Regions from separate parts of the Mus musculus genome. Here region 1 is linked to region 2. A link is a contact called in ENCODE Hi-C or POLR2A ChIA-PET data. All regions are on one chromosome and are shown on one strand. Each heading gives the region's core, a stretch centred on a gene start or an enhancer-like site at or near the end of the contact. The rest is flanking DNA. Distances are from core to core; before and after follow the strand shown. Region 1 holds the start of Eppk1 (epiplakin 1). Region 2 holds the start of Puf60 (poly-U binding splicing factor 60).

Region 1 (5,974 bases), core at 2,209-4,708, 39 kb after region 2:
ATGGTTGTCTCGTGTCTTTAGGAAGAATGACCTAAGGAGTTCCTTGGCTGTGGAGAGGGAGGTGTTTACTGTGGGAAAGCCAAGAGGTCAGTGAACCTGACCAGGGCCCCTTTCATTGCCTAAACATAAGTGGCTGTCACATGGGGTGTGGGACACTGGCTAAAGGCACAGCCTAGACTTCTGTGTCCAGGTGACACCCTGCAGTCTGAGCACCATCTCTAGGACATAGTATTCTAAAGCATGGATTTCCCATAGTGCTGGGTCCCAGAAGAGCTACTCAGGCCCAGGAAACCAATGCCTAGAAGCAGTTGCCTATATACAGGGAGAGTGAGTTCCAGGGTCCATAGAAAAACACTTGTGAGGGCAGACCTGACTGGTGGGGTTAGGGGGGGAATAGGAGGGAGGGAAGTGGCCACTACACCATGATGTAGTGGTCCTCATAGCCATGTGGTAAATGAAAATGTACAGCTACTCTGGCCAAATAGAAGACTCCCAGGGAGGGGGGGTCTGGTCACGCCCCAGTGACCCCAGTCATCAGTGTGTACTGAGTCAGTGTTTTGTTTTGTTTTGTTTTTTTCTAGAACACTGGCTGAGATAACAGACACCCAGTCCCAAAAGCCACTCTAATAGGGGCAGGTCCATCCCCCAGACCTTCTTTTTCCTGTACTTCCTCAAGTAGGCACTCAATGGTATCCTAGAGACTGCATCTGAGTTCTGCCCAGACTTGCCTATTTTCAGGCACAAGTTAGACAGCATGGCAGACCAGCCTCTCTACCAACCTGCCTTCTGTCCCTTCTATGCAGTCTCTAAGACCACCTCTAATCACTCATTCTGGGCTCTGCTTCTCAGCATTGCTTTGGGTACCTTTGCTGCCTACTTAAAAGCATTGAGTTGGGGGGAAAATCATGCATGGCAGTGCCCACAACAGGGCAGAACACAGAGGAGAGGCCCGTGGGTGGTGGAGGCTGGTGTCCCCTGAAATATGGGTAGATGAGGGTGGGGAATCCAGGGCAAGCAGTTCACTGCCCAGAAAAGGTGGAACACAGAGCCTTGGAATGACAGTTGGGACAGAGCCCTGCCAGAAGGACATGCTCTTGAGTGGCTCCTGACCTGGACATGGACAGCCAGCCCTGACAAGCATGCTTTGTACGGAAAGGCAAGGCCTAAGTGAGAAGTCAACACAAACTTTAAGCAAGCAGGCTCAGGTTTCCCGAACAAAGAAGAGATTCAGGGTGGGAAGCCACTGACAGCGATCCAGAGAGCAGGGACTCTGGGGAAGGGGTGGGGCCGAGAGAAGGAGTCCCAGTGTGTAAGATGCTGGCCTGTGGTTACCAGCCACTCCCTGTTGGCTTGTGGGTGACCTTGGGCCTAGTATGACTCTCCCCGGGCCCCGCCTCTTCCCAGGAGGATAGAAGAGGAGACAGTTGGCATCCGTGTTGGTTGTCTGGGAAGACAACCAGACACATGGATCAAGAAGTCAGGGTGTCCGAGGGGTACAGAGAGCTCCATCAAGGTGAGCAGGAGACCCAGGTAGTGTTGATAAAGGTAAAAAATCAGGGTCCTGGGCTTTGGGGCAGCAGCATAAGTAAGTCATGAAGGGGCTGGGGAAGGTAGGCAGCACATATTCCCCAGGCAAAGAGTTACGAGAGATGAAGCTCTCCCTGTCTCCCTTGAAGCCCACCACAGGATTCCCTAGGTGCCAAGAGGAAAGAGAGTCAGGACTTCTGGGGTATCGAACACCCTTTGTCACCACACTGAAGGGTGGGTCCCTCACCCCAGGCAGGGACAAGGATGGGCACAAGGGTCCGCTACAACTGTTGCTTGCTCTGTGCTAGATCAGAACAGAACTGGGAAGCCAGGCACATGGAGCCCAGCGCACATGGAGACTGAAAATCTGGCCTTTGCCCCCACTGAAACCAGCATCAAGAAGGGCCCCAGGAGTCAGTGACCTCGTGCCAAGGTTGGCATGATAAGCAAGTGGGGGTAGGGACGCAGCCCTGCCCCCCGACCCTCCCCCCACCCCGTCCTCTTCTTCCCAAGGATCTTGATACCACCCAAGGGCTATATCCCTATGGCTGCTCACCCTAGATGGACAAGGATTACAGCACCTGCAGGGCCAAACAGCACACCACACATCTGCTAGAAACCAACCCACACCCTCGCGAGACCGCACAGCAGCCTGGCAGGGTCCTCAGTTTCCCGAACGATCCCAAGACTCAGGGGCCTCCCACCTCCCATCTGAGCTCAGATGACCCAGGTAAATGGGGCCCAGAACGGTCCCGCAGCCCCTCACTAAGTCCGCCTGGGGCCGCTGGCCTCTGGTTCCCACAGCTTTTCAGTTTCGGTTCTCCAAACTGCCCTCATTTCCTCACCTGTCGTGACAAGGCTGGCGCGGTCCTCTGTCTCTCCGCTCCCTCCACGCCGGGAGCCCCGCGCCACAAGCATTTAAATCGGCATGGCCCCTCCCTATGTTGACCCAAGTCCCTTCCCCATTGAGGGCGGTAGGCGGGGCTGAAAGCCAGGTTGGGCACCCCACAGGACAGGTGGAGTGGGCAGGTGAACACAAACTAAAGCATGGGGCAGGGCTACCTCTGAGCAACTCAAGCTGGGAGAGGCTGTTGAGTTGCAAAGTCCCTCCTTTCCTCCCTCCCTCCCTCCCTCCCTACTACAAGTCATTGAAAAAGAATGCGGGCCTGCTCTGGGTTGGGAGTGGAGAGCAACATGGGCTCTGTGGCTTTTGAATGAAGTTTGCAAGGGAAATGAAGACCCACCAAAGAGAGTTTCAGTTCCCCAAACTCCTCTTTATTGCTGAGAGTGAGAGACATGCCGGGACAGTGGCGGTGCACGCCTTTAATCCCAGCACCTGGGAGGCAGAGGCAGGCAGATTTCTGAGTTCGAGGCCAGCCTGGTGAGAGACCCAACCCCACTCTGTGTGCTCCAAGCTCCTGCTCAGTCCCTGAGCATGCTCTGCCACGGTTTCCTGTCCCTATCTTCTGGATCTTGGAGTCTTCACAGCTCCTCAGTGGACTGCTCTGAGGTTTTGACCTTGTAGGAGCTGGAGTCTCTGCGGTCTTTGACAATTGGCAGCCCTGTCTGCAAGGGGTGGCCAGGCTTCATCTCACCATTCAGCTCCCTGACATTTCCCACCCCCCTGGGGCTCAAATAAGTTCCTCAGTCCATCTGAAGGACCCAGCATCAGGAGAACCTAGCATCAGGAGGACCTAGCATCAGGAGGACCTAGCTCTGAAGCCCATCCCAGCTCTCACCTTCAGAGACAGGGGTCTGTTAGTGCCCATTTGGTTGGAGGTCCAGAGCCTCAGGGTGATGACCTCAGGGGCTGGCACACTAGGAGTCCAGCACAGGAACCTTTCGTGGATCTTCTGGCTGGTTCTCCCCTTTGCTGCTCAGAGATCCCATGTCGCTAGGCCAAAGCAGATGGCACACCTCTCCTGCCCATCCACCACCACCACCACCACACCCTGATGACTTACATGTCCTGTCCTACCCCAGCTCTCACCTCTGACTGGGTCATTTTTGACCAGAAATTCATCCAAAGCTGCCCAACCACCTCCAACACGAACCATCATGGCTCCTCGAGCTGCCTATGGAGCCAGAGGTGGGGGGAGTGGGGTTATGACACCAAGCCTTCAATACAGGGGTTGGGGCAGTTCCTGGGGCTCTGTCCTCCCCACCGTTACAGGCCCACACTCACACCTGCTTACCAAGGCTCCCTGGACCTTGGGCCTGCCTCTGGCCCCTGATGCACTTGACCCTTCTGGGTTTCTTGCTCTGACCACGCTATTGGGCTGTTTCTGGCCACTGGAGAGCCCTGGCTTGAATGTGATGGAGACCTTGTGGAGAGGCCCACGTCTCCCCCAGTTATAGCTAGGCCAGCCTTGTCCCACGCTGTCCTGCTCCTCAGTTGACAGGAAGCTATCTGCAGGATCCTACTGGGAAATGTTTCAATGCTGCCTGTGGCTTCGGGTACAAAGCACACCCCAGACCACTTTATTTTATGACCAAGTCAATACAGATAGTGTCTTTACAAGACCCTGGTGTATGTTGGCTCCTTGCTGGGAGGTAAGACCAAGTCCTTTTCATGTGCCCAGATCTATGGATCTATCTGCCCTTACCTGTACCTGGTGGCCCTGTTCCAGCCGTTCCCACTGGTCCCTTTTGTCCTCGCTCCTCTTGCTATGCTCTGGCTTCCTAAGACTCCAGTTCTCCATGACCTCTGACCACCATGGCCTCCAGCTCAGTTCTTTTGGAATCTTCCCCAGGAGGCAAGCCTTAGCTCTACTCGCCAGATCCCCAGGCGGCTCCTGGTCAAGACTCATCAAAGCCAGTATCTCCCTTGGGGCTCGAGTCCAGTACTTTGGGGTGAGGGCCGGAGGCATCTCCTCTAACAAGCTGTGGGCTTGTACCACCTATGCATTAGGGGGAAATGTTAGGGAACTTGGAGGACCCCATGCCAAAATTGCCCACCACTTCACCACCTCTCTTGAGCCAACGTCCTCATCCCCCAGAGCCTCTTAGAAGTTCTGCCCAGCACTTTAGGCCTTCCAGCACCTCCAAATGGTCTTACAGAGGGTGTGGCTCAAGGACAGATGTGTCCAGTATCAATAGGCTAACCCTGGATTGCTACACAGTTACAGTACAGGCCAGAGCCTCTGGCCACTGGTCCCACCTTGATCCCCAAGGGTTCCGCTTGGCTCAGTCTATGGGGGCACAAGACCAACTTCTCTACAAGGTGGCCCACAAGCAGCAGCACCCCTTCCAGGGTGTGTATCCTGGAGAAGAGATGAACAGCCATGAGCAGGGTAGAGGGCCAGTGTGAGTGGGGTGGGAGCAGCTGGTGAGCAGGCTCACCTCTCGCAGGAGGGGCTAGACATGGCAGCCCGGCAGCCCTGCAGGTCCATCAGCAGGCCCAAGTGGCAGGTGCTCCCATAGTCAGCAGCTCCTCTCCTTCCTAGCCATGACACTGCCAGGGTTTGCTGTTCCCACAGGAACTCCTGCCGTCAGAGTAGCCTGATGTACTATCGGTTTTCAGAGCGGGAAAAGTTGAAGGGCAAAGTCTTTTTGCCTCCGTGGGTCTCAGATCTTGAGCCCTCTCCCTTACTCTGTTCATCTAGTGCCTTGCACTGTTCATCACCTTAGCAAGAGGACCACACATGCTGGCCCAGTCCTTCTACCCCTAGGCCTCTTCAGTGTAGGGAGGGCAGCCACACCCCACATTGTGCTGATGCTCAGAGCAAGGTGAAGAAAGCCAGCAAGGTCCTCCCTGTGGTTGAATTGTATCCACCATCACCACCGCCCGTTCCCATGATGAAGTGCCAGCCTTAGAGAGAGGCAGTTGCATGTATAACTAGCAGTTATACATGTGATCACAGTGGAATGTAGGCATCGATGTGACTGCTGCCCTTAAAAAAGATGGGGGTTCCCCAACAACTGGAGCAGGGACTGTCCTGTTCCCCTAAGACTGCCTTGTCCGGTCTTAGTGGGTGAGGATGCGCCTAGTCCTGCAGTGACTTGATGTGTTAGGGTGGGTTGATTCAGGAGGGGCCTCCTCTTTCTCAGAGGAGAAGGGGAAGGGGGGCTAGATGAGGAGGGACCTAGAGGAGGAGGGGGGAGATGTAAAGTGAATAAATAAATAGATTAAGGGGGGAAAGAAGGGGGATTTGGGGACTGGGAAGATAGCTCAGCTGGTAAAGTATTTACTGAAAAGCGTAAGAGTATGAGTTTGATCCCCTAGCATCTATGTAAAAAACAAACAAGGAAAACAAATTAGTATGTGGTAATCCCAACACTGGAAGGGCAGAGGCAAGATTCCAAATAAGAACTTCAGGTTCAGGGAGAGAGACTCTGACTCATAAAACGAGGTGGAGGGCCAGAGAGATAGCTCAGCGGTTAGGAGCACTTGCTGCTCTTGCAGAGGGCCCAGTTCAATTTCCAGTACTTAGGCTGGGCAACTCAC
Region 2 (6,574 bases), core at 3,814-6,313:
TGTGGTCCCAGAAACCCCATAAGCCATTTATCCCTAGACTCTAAAATTAAAGCAAAAGAGAAGCCCCAATACAAACTATCTCCTGCCTGGTTAGAATGCAGGCCTTCCCTTCAGACATTGCTATACCCACTCAGGCCTTCGTCAGACATGACTTGTGGATGGGACACATTAAACCAGGCAGGTGCCCTGTAGGACAACACAATGGCCTCTTCATGAACAGGAGAGCAGTCTGCCTGCCTCTGTTGACAATTTGATCCCAGAGTCTTGGAGAACAGCCAACCTTTATTGTCCTCCAGAGCCCAGAAAACAGAACCAGGACCAAAGACTCATTACTCATAGGCTACCAGGCACCCTAGCCTCTTAGTTTCCTCAACAGGCCTTGCCAGGGCCTCAGACCACCCCAGAACAAGTAAGGAGGCAAGGGACCTTCCCTCCAACAATGCCCATTTCAGGCCTGAAGACATTCTTCAAAACATACCTACTAGAGGGTGGGTGTTACTCCTCAGTTCATGAGCCCTATAAAGGGCTACAGCCTACTTCCATTAACCAAGCAGCACCCTAACCAAATTTATGCAGAACAGGCAGTGCTGGCCATCGGGGAGAGCTTGACACCTGAACACTACTAGAATTGTGCTGAAGTTCCTACCAAAGCCATTTCCAAGTTGTTTGCAGGAGAGGAACACAATCATGTAAACAGAGAAGGGATAATGTCAGAGCCAGCAGACCCTGGGAGGGATGGACAGAGCCAGCCTATGTAAATAGTCTTGCAAAATACCTCTGGTTACTCTTCTAGGCGTTAAGATACAACCTTTGAGACCAACAGCAGAAAAAAGAAGGCCCTCAGCATAGAAGTAACAGCCAAAGACTAAAACACAAAGAAGACAGGCCAGGTCTGACTGACTCAAACTCCAGGGACCCCATCATGGATGCCAGAATGCTGAGTTTCTGTTCAACGGTCAAAAGGTAAGACGCTTATAGGGGCCCTCTGGGGCAGTCTCAAGAAAGCCTTAAAGTCCCAAGACCCTACAGTCCTTCAAGAGCTGCCAAAGGATGGGACCAAGGGCTGCAGTCTGGCTCATACTAGATTTGTCCTCTGCCCTCTCAGCTGGCCCCAAGCCTATAAGACTGTGACACTAGAGTAGGCTGTCACCATGGAAATCAATGCCAGTTCTTCTCAGCCCCCTAGAAACTTTTCAATCTCTTCTTTGTCTTGGTGAACAAAAGGCCCTTCTCCCACCAACCAACAGCACACTGGCCGGCCAGTCAGGACAGAGCTTCAGCCCCCACAACTTCCCAAGATCCACTGATGCATACCAATATCTCTGTCTGCAACCCCCTACACACACACACACCAGTGCCTAGAGGGCCTAGCCAGAGGCCACCACAGTATCTTGTTGAAACCTTCTGGGACTCTTGTGGAGGTGGGAATAAAGAATCTATCGCCTAGCAACAACAGAGCCCAGCTTCACGCCCCAGAAGATTTACTCCCATGGGCCAGTAACTAGAGAACAAATCCATCCATGCCCACCCATAACTCCAGAGAAGCATGGCAGGGGGAGAGGGGGTGTCTAACACACATGTGCTTTTGACATGTCATTTTGCTGTTTTACTTACATGAAAACAAAGAGCTAAAATGGAAATCCCTATTTCTAGTTCTAGACACAGCACTGCCATTCGCAGGCAGGCAGGCGAGGGAAAATCATGTTTAAGGTTAATACCTGTGGAGGTTTCCATTTGTCTCCTGCTGCCACCACTGCCGCCGCCGCCGCTGCAGCCGCTGCTGCTGGCTCCGACCCTCCTCCTTGTTGGCCATTGACCTGCTGCAGGCAGGAAGGAAATATAAATAGTCATACACTCTATCACCCAGTCCCTCTCCTCTTTTGAAGGTTGCCTTCCCATCTAGAATAAGGGAAGCTGGGCAAGGGCTTAAGAAGGTTCACTGAGTATTTAGTCTCAGAATCACTCCCACCTTGTACTGCCCTTAGCCTGCCAGCACATACACAGCTTCCCAGGGTACCAACAGAAAGCAGAGCAGCAGCTGGGCCAGGCCCATGTAGACAGTCTCCCAGCAAGGGACAAGAAGAAAAGGACAGAAGCAAGCAGTTCTAGCCCAAGGCCAAAGAAAGCCGCCAGAGTCTGACAGACTGAGCCAGATTAGATGACCAGCTGGCTGTGTCCTCCCATCCTTCCCAAGGAAGCAGGAACATTTCTTCCATCACTTGGGCTAGGCCTCTTAGCTCAACATTTAGTCCAGTAATTCCATGAGCTCTGGGCAAACCCTGGCCTCCCTCACCCAGCAGATAGCGTGAAAAACTGTCCTAGGATGGCAGCTGAGAGTTTGGCTCTCACCATCAGAAGGGACAGAGTCCCTTGTCCCAAGGCAGCCCTCAGGAGATGGAGCTCTTAGCATCCTGTGGTGTGGTCCCTGCCACCGGCTAGACCCCAGGTAGAGGTAGGTAAATAGTGGGGTGATGTGATGGAGGCCCTAAAACCTACCCCAACTTCTCAGAAGACTGTAGTAACAGAAGACTGTGCTTACCCTACCATCAGCTAAATTACATGCTCCACAAGTATCAAAAGATGGTTGTGTCCATTCTTAGAAACAAAGCCAAATGCTGGCAATTTGGACAAAGTCTCTCAGGTCATCAGGCTACTGAAGGCGGAACTGGCAGCAGCATAACATAATGCTCTGTGAAGACCTTGTGATGGAACTGGGAACTATGGCTGACACAGCCTATACACAGAGCTCCTCCTGGTGCTACCAACCTGAGTGTGTACTACTGTCTTTGCTCCATTGTGACTCAGAAATGATATCCCAGAGAACACTAAAGTAGTGACTCCAGTGGTACAGGCATCCACTCAACAGAGGCTGCTTCTCAACACCCACTGTAAAAGCATGCCTCAGGCACCAGCCAGACACCAGTGAGAATGGTGACCCTGGGGCACACTCATAACTTCCTGCCTCTCCAAATGAGTCTCCCAGGGACAGGAATAGTGCTGAAAGCAGCACACAATGCAATGCATACGCACAATCCCAGAGAGCACTCACTTGTGGACAAACCACCCAATTTAGCCCATTTACCTCCGCAGAAAGTTCTCCCATACAGAGTCTAAAATTCTGTTCTAACCAGTCACTGGGAGAGCCTAGAGAAACTATCACTTGTTATCACAGCTGGTCACTAATGTGTACCTCAGCCATGGTGCATCCAGAGAGGGGGAGGTCCCTTGAGGGATTTATTTGCTGCTGAGTGTCTCAGGTACGCAAGCCAAGCTCTGCCCTTCACCAGCTCAGAATAAAGAGTTATTTCCATTACACAACATATTAAATACCCTGAGCAAATCACCTAAAATCTAGTCCTGAGGCTCTTCCTGTGCAGGGGCATGGCCTATTTCTCAGGCAGCAGCGAAGATTTATGGAATCAATTTCCATGAAGTCCCTTAAGTCTGCATATGGAAAGTAAGCCACAGGTTCTAGCAACATTAGTACCATTGAGAGCAGTGCCAGACCCCAAGAATAGGACTGGCTGAAGGACGCTGTCTTCCATCTGTTCAGGTCCCTTCACAGGGTGTAGTGCTACTTCCTGGGTAGCCAGGCTTGTACTGAGCACTGTGGATGCAGCAAAACAAGAGAAAGAGAGAGAGAGAGAGAGAGAGAGAGAGAGACAATTCTCGGGGGCCTTGTGGTCAAATGCTGGCAAAGACGGCTTCAGTGGTGAGACTTACTGCTCGAGACCATCTCAATAATGACACTATCTGTCTAGCATCGCGCTAACCTTTCAGTCTGCATGAACAACAGGGGCTACCCAGAAATGAGGCATCCACTCTCCTCCAGTGCTGTTTAAAGTATTTTATACTCTGCCCTCACCCTTTCTTCTATCATCTGACAGCCACCTAAGGGCAGTCATCAACTCCTCAACTCTCTGGTTGTCTTTCCGAAAAGACCATTTACACCAATAGCGTCAAGCAGCGGAAGCAGGAATTTTTTTTTTTTTCTTTTGAAGTTAGCCCTGATGTGAGCAAGACATACTAGATCCACCCCTCACAAGCTGGAGCAAGTGCCCCTCTCCCATTATGAAGGTGCAGTTCCCAGCTAAGGCTGAGGAATGGCAGCCTGTGTGTACTCTACTCGACCCTACCCTACGGCTGGCCTCCAGGCACCTAGGGCTTAAGTGGTCTCAGCCCTTGCTTCATCCCCTCTGAGTGAGGGTGGCGGCTAACAAAAGTCTGGATTGCAGTGGGGTTAGGTCCAAGAGATAAATAGTCCCTGAAGGAACTCCTGGTGGTAGCCATTCAAGGAACATTCCCGACTGACTAGGGCAGAACCAAGTTCAGCCCTTGGAGCGTCCAGCCCAAGACAAGGGGGTTAGCAAAGTCTTATGATGCCCACCCGGACCAGTGACCGAGGCAGGCACCGGCTGTCGGGTTCCCCACAGAGGCAGTGACAGAATGGCTGTTTGAAAGGTGTGGAGGGGAATGGGGGTTGGGAGAGATGCTCTTCCCCTCCTGCGTGTTAACGGAACGGGAAACCCTCGTCTCTGCACCATGGCGCAGAGCAAATGCTAACGGGTCCGCCCCTTCCGCGTCCCCAACACGGGGCGTAGCCGCGCGGGTCTGGAGCAGGCACCAGGACACCCTAATGCCACCGGACGCCTAGACAGTTGTCGCCCAGTCTCGGCAGACAGGACCGCCCCGCGGGGATCCAGCAGGGCAGCTCCGCGGCCGGCCCACCCCGCCCAGCTGCCGGAAACTGGAGTCCTCGAGCCGGAAGCTGCAGTCGAGCCCCAGCCGTGGCCGCAGCCGCGCGCTCCCGCTCCGCCTCCGCCCCGCGTGCCGGGGACCACGGTAAAGTCCGTACGAGGTCCGGGTCGGGCCGCTGCGCACCCAGGGTCCCCTCCGCACCCTGTCCCAGCCGACGACTCACTCCTCCGAGCTGAGGGCCGCCCCCTGGCCGCGAGGGACTCACTTACGAGAGCTATAGTCGCCGTCGCCATCTTGCGTCCGTCGCGGCCGCCGCGCGCGCCACAAGCATCAGCTCCCTCCGCAGTCTCGCGCGATCTGGGCGTCGGACGCGGAAATCTCGCGACGTACGGCATAGCTACGAGAGCGGAGACCGAAACGCATTTCCGGGGCGGAGCAGGCCGTTAATGTACCGGAGGAGGACGGGGCGGGCCGGGGTTTTGGAGTGGCGACCCGGAGAGCCCTCCCCTGGTCGGGGGGGGGGGGGGTCGACATTTTTGAGTCAGTTCCGTCTGCCTCTTTTCCTACCACCCTATTTTAGTTGAGTCCACTCGCTGAAAGCTCGTAGACTGCGGAGACAGAAGACAAAAAGACTGATGCATCGTCCTTTGCATTGTCCATCTAAAGTCAGGAATCCTCATTCATTTTGAAATATGGTCTCTTTCCTAGTGAGAAAATAGCCGTTGACACGAAGATGGCCCCCAAAAGATGGCTCCCCAGCCTGTCCTGTGGTTATTGTCCTGTGGGCATAAATGTGTACGTTAGTCCCCAAGTCCTGAGCTATGTGTAAATATGTAGTTCATCTGGGCTTTGTGGCCGTAAGGCTGCCTGCAAGGCACCAACCACATCTGTAAGCTCAGGCACCTTCAAACTCCACCGGATAGCCATTCTCGTTTTCCACCCCTCGGGTTTTCAGACTTTAATATAGAGATCTTTAGCAAAACATGGCAGAATATTTTCCTCCCCCTCGGTACCCCCTTTAAACAGGAAAAAGCTCTACTGAAAGCAAACCTAAGTGGGCAGAGAAGTGGAATGCTGGGGAGCCAGGGGAGGGCCTTAGCAGGCTGGTGTGTGATGCTTGTGTCTTGAATTCTCCGAAAATGTGCAGATAGTTTAAAAAAAAAAAAAAAAAAAGTAGGTGCCTCCAGACTTCTATCCCTAATACAGGTTACTAGTCGTTCTGGCTCTGCCAACAGTGCCTGGAGATTAGCTCCTCCTGGGAACGAAGCGCTGAGACCCAGCTTAGCATCTCACTCTTAAGCAAAAGTGGCCAGCCAGAATCACCAAGCAGAAGAGCATGAAAAGAAACCAAGACAACAAAGGAAATGGAAGATACCTAAAGATGTTGCATCCCCCAAACAAGAAAATAAAGATCATGAACTTAGATTTCCCCATTTAAAAAAGAGAAAAATTAAAACGGCCAGGTGTTGGTGGTGCACTCCTTTAATCCCAGCACTTGGGAGGCAGAGGCAGATTTCTGAGTTCGAGGCCAGCCTGGTCTACATAGTTCAGGACAGCCAGGGCTACACAGAGAAACTCTTGTCTGGAAAAACACCCCCCCCCCAAAAAAAAACAAAACAAAATCTGCAAATGAGCGATTCGATAAGTTGAAAAATAAAGTTGAGCTATGTGTGGTGGCATATACCTGTGATCCCAGCACTCCAGAGGCAGGGGCAAGGAGAAGCTCTGTGAATTGGAAGCCAACCTGGTCTACCTTTCCAAGTAGTTCCAAGCAACTGCCAAGACTACATAGAGAGATCCTGTCTCAAAACACAAAACAGAAAACCCATAAAGTTGAAAGTTTCAAGAAAACAAGCGATAATCACATTGGCCAATA

Evidence for each region. A loop is a pair of places that touch in the nucleus more often than their neighbours do. ChIA-PET counts read pairs that join two places held with the same protein, here RNA polymerase II (POLR2A).
Region 1: a map of CH12.LX shows a loop between it and region 2 (2.1-fold over the local background). The contact joins the promoter of Eppk1 here to the promoter of Puf60 in region 2. A Hi-C loop is called at or near these places in 2 of 37 maps with a recorded cell type or tissue (CH12.LX and v-Abl transformed pro-B cells). POLR2A ChIA-PET finds 5 or more read pairs at or near these places in 3 of 5 experiments (Patski and embryonic stem cell).

What each region holds. Positions count from the first base shown.
Region 1 is chr15:76,116,737-76,122,710 of GRCm38, forward strand. Eppk1 (epiplakin 1) reads right to left here and starts at 3,459. Exons shown (of 3, transcript NM_144848.2): 1 at 2,373-3,459. It overlaps BC024139 (cDNA sequence BC024139), which reads right to left. Exons shown (of 16, transcript NM_001142968.1): 10 at 4,870-5,012; 11 at 4,688-4,790; 12 at 4,134-4,427; 13 at 3,723-3,947; 14 at 3,518-3,602; 15 at 3,267-3,400; 16 at 2,781-3,093. The coding sequence ends at 3,010. Gm52196 (a long non-coding RNA gene) reads left to right here and starts at 1,323. Exons shown (of 3, transcript XR_003951574.1): 1 at 1,323-1,513; 2 at 1,836-1,960; 3 at 2,041-2,412.
Region 2 is chr15:76,075,883-76,082,456 of GRCm38, forward strand. Puf60 (poly-U binding splicing factor 60) reads right to left here and starts at 5,064. Exons shown (of 12, transcript NM_028364.2): 1 at 4,968-5,064; 2 at 1,719-1,820. The coding sequence starts at 4,991.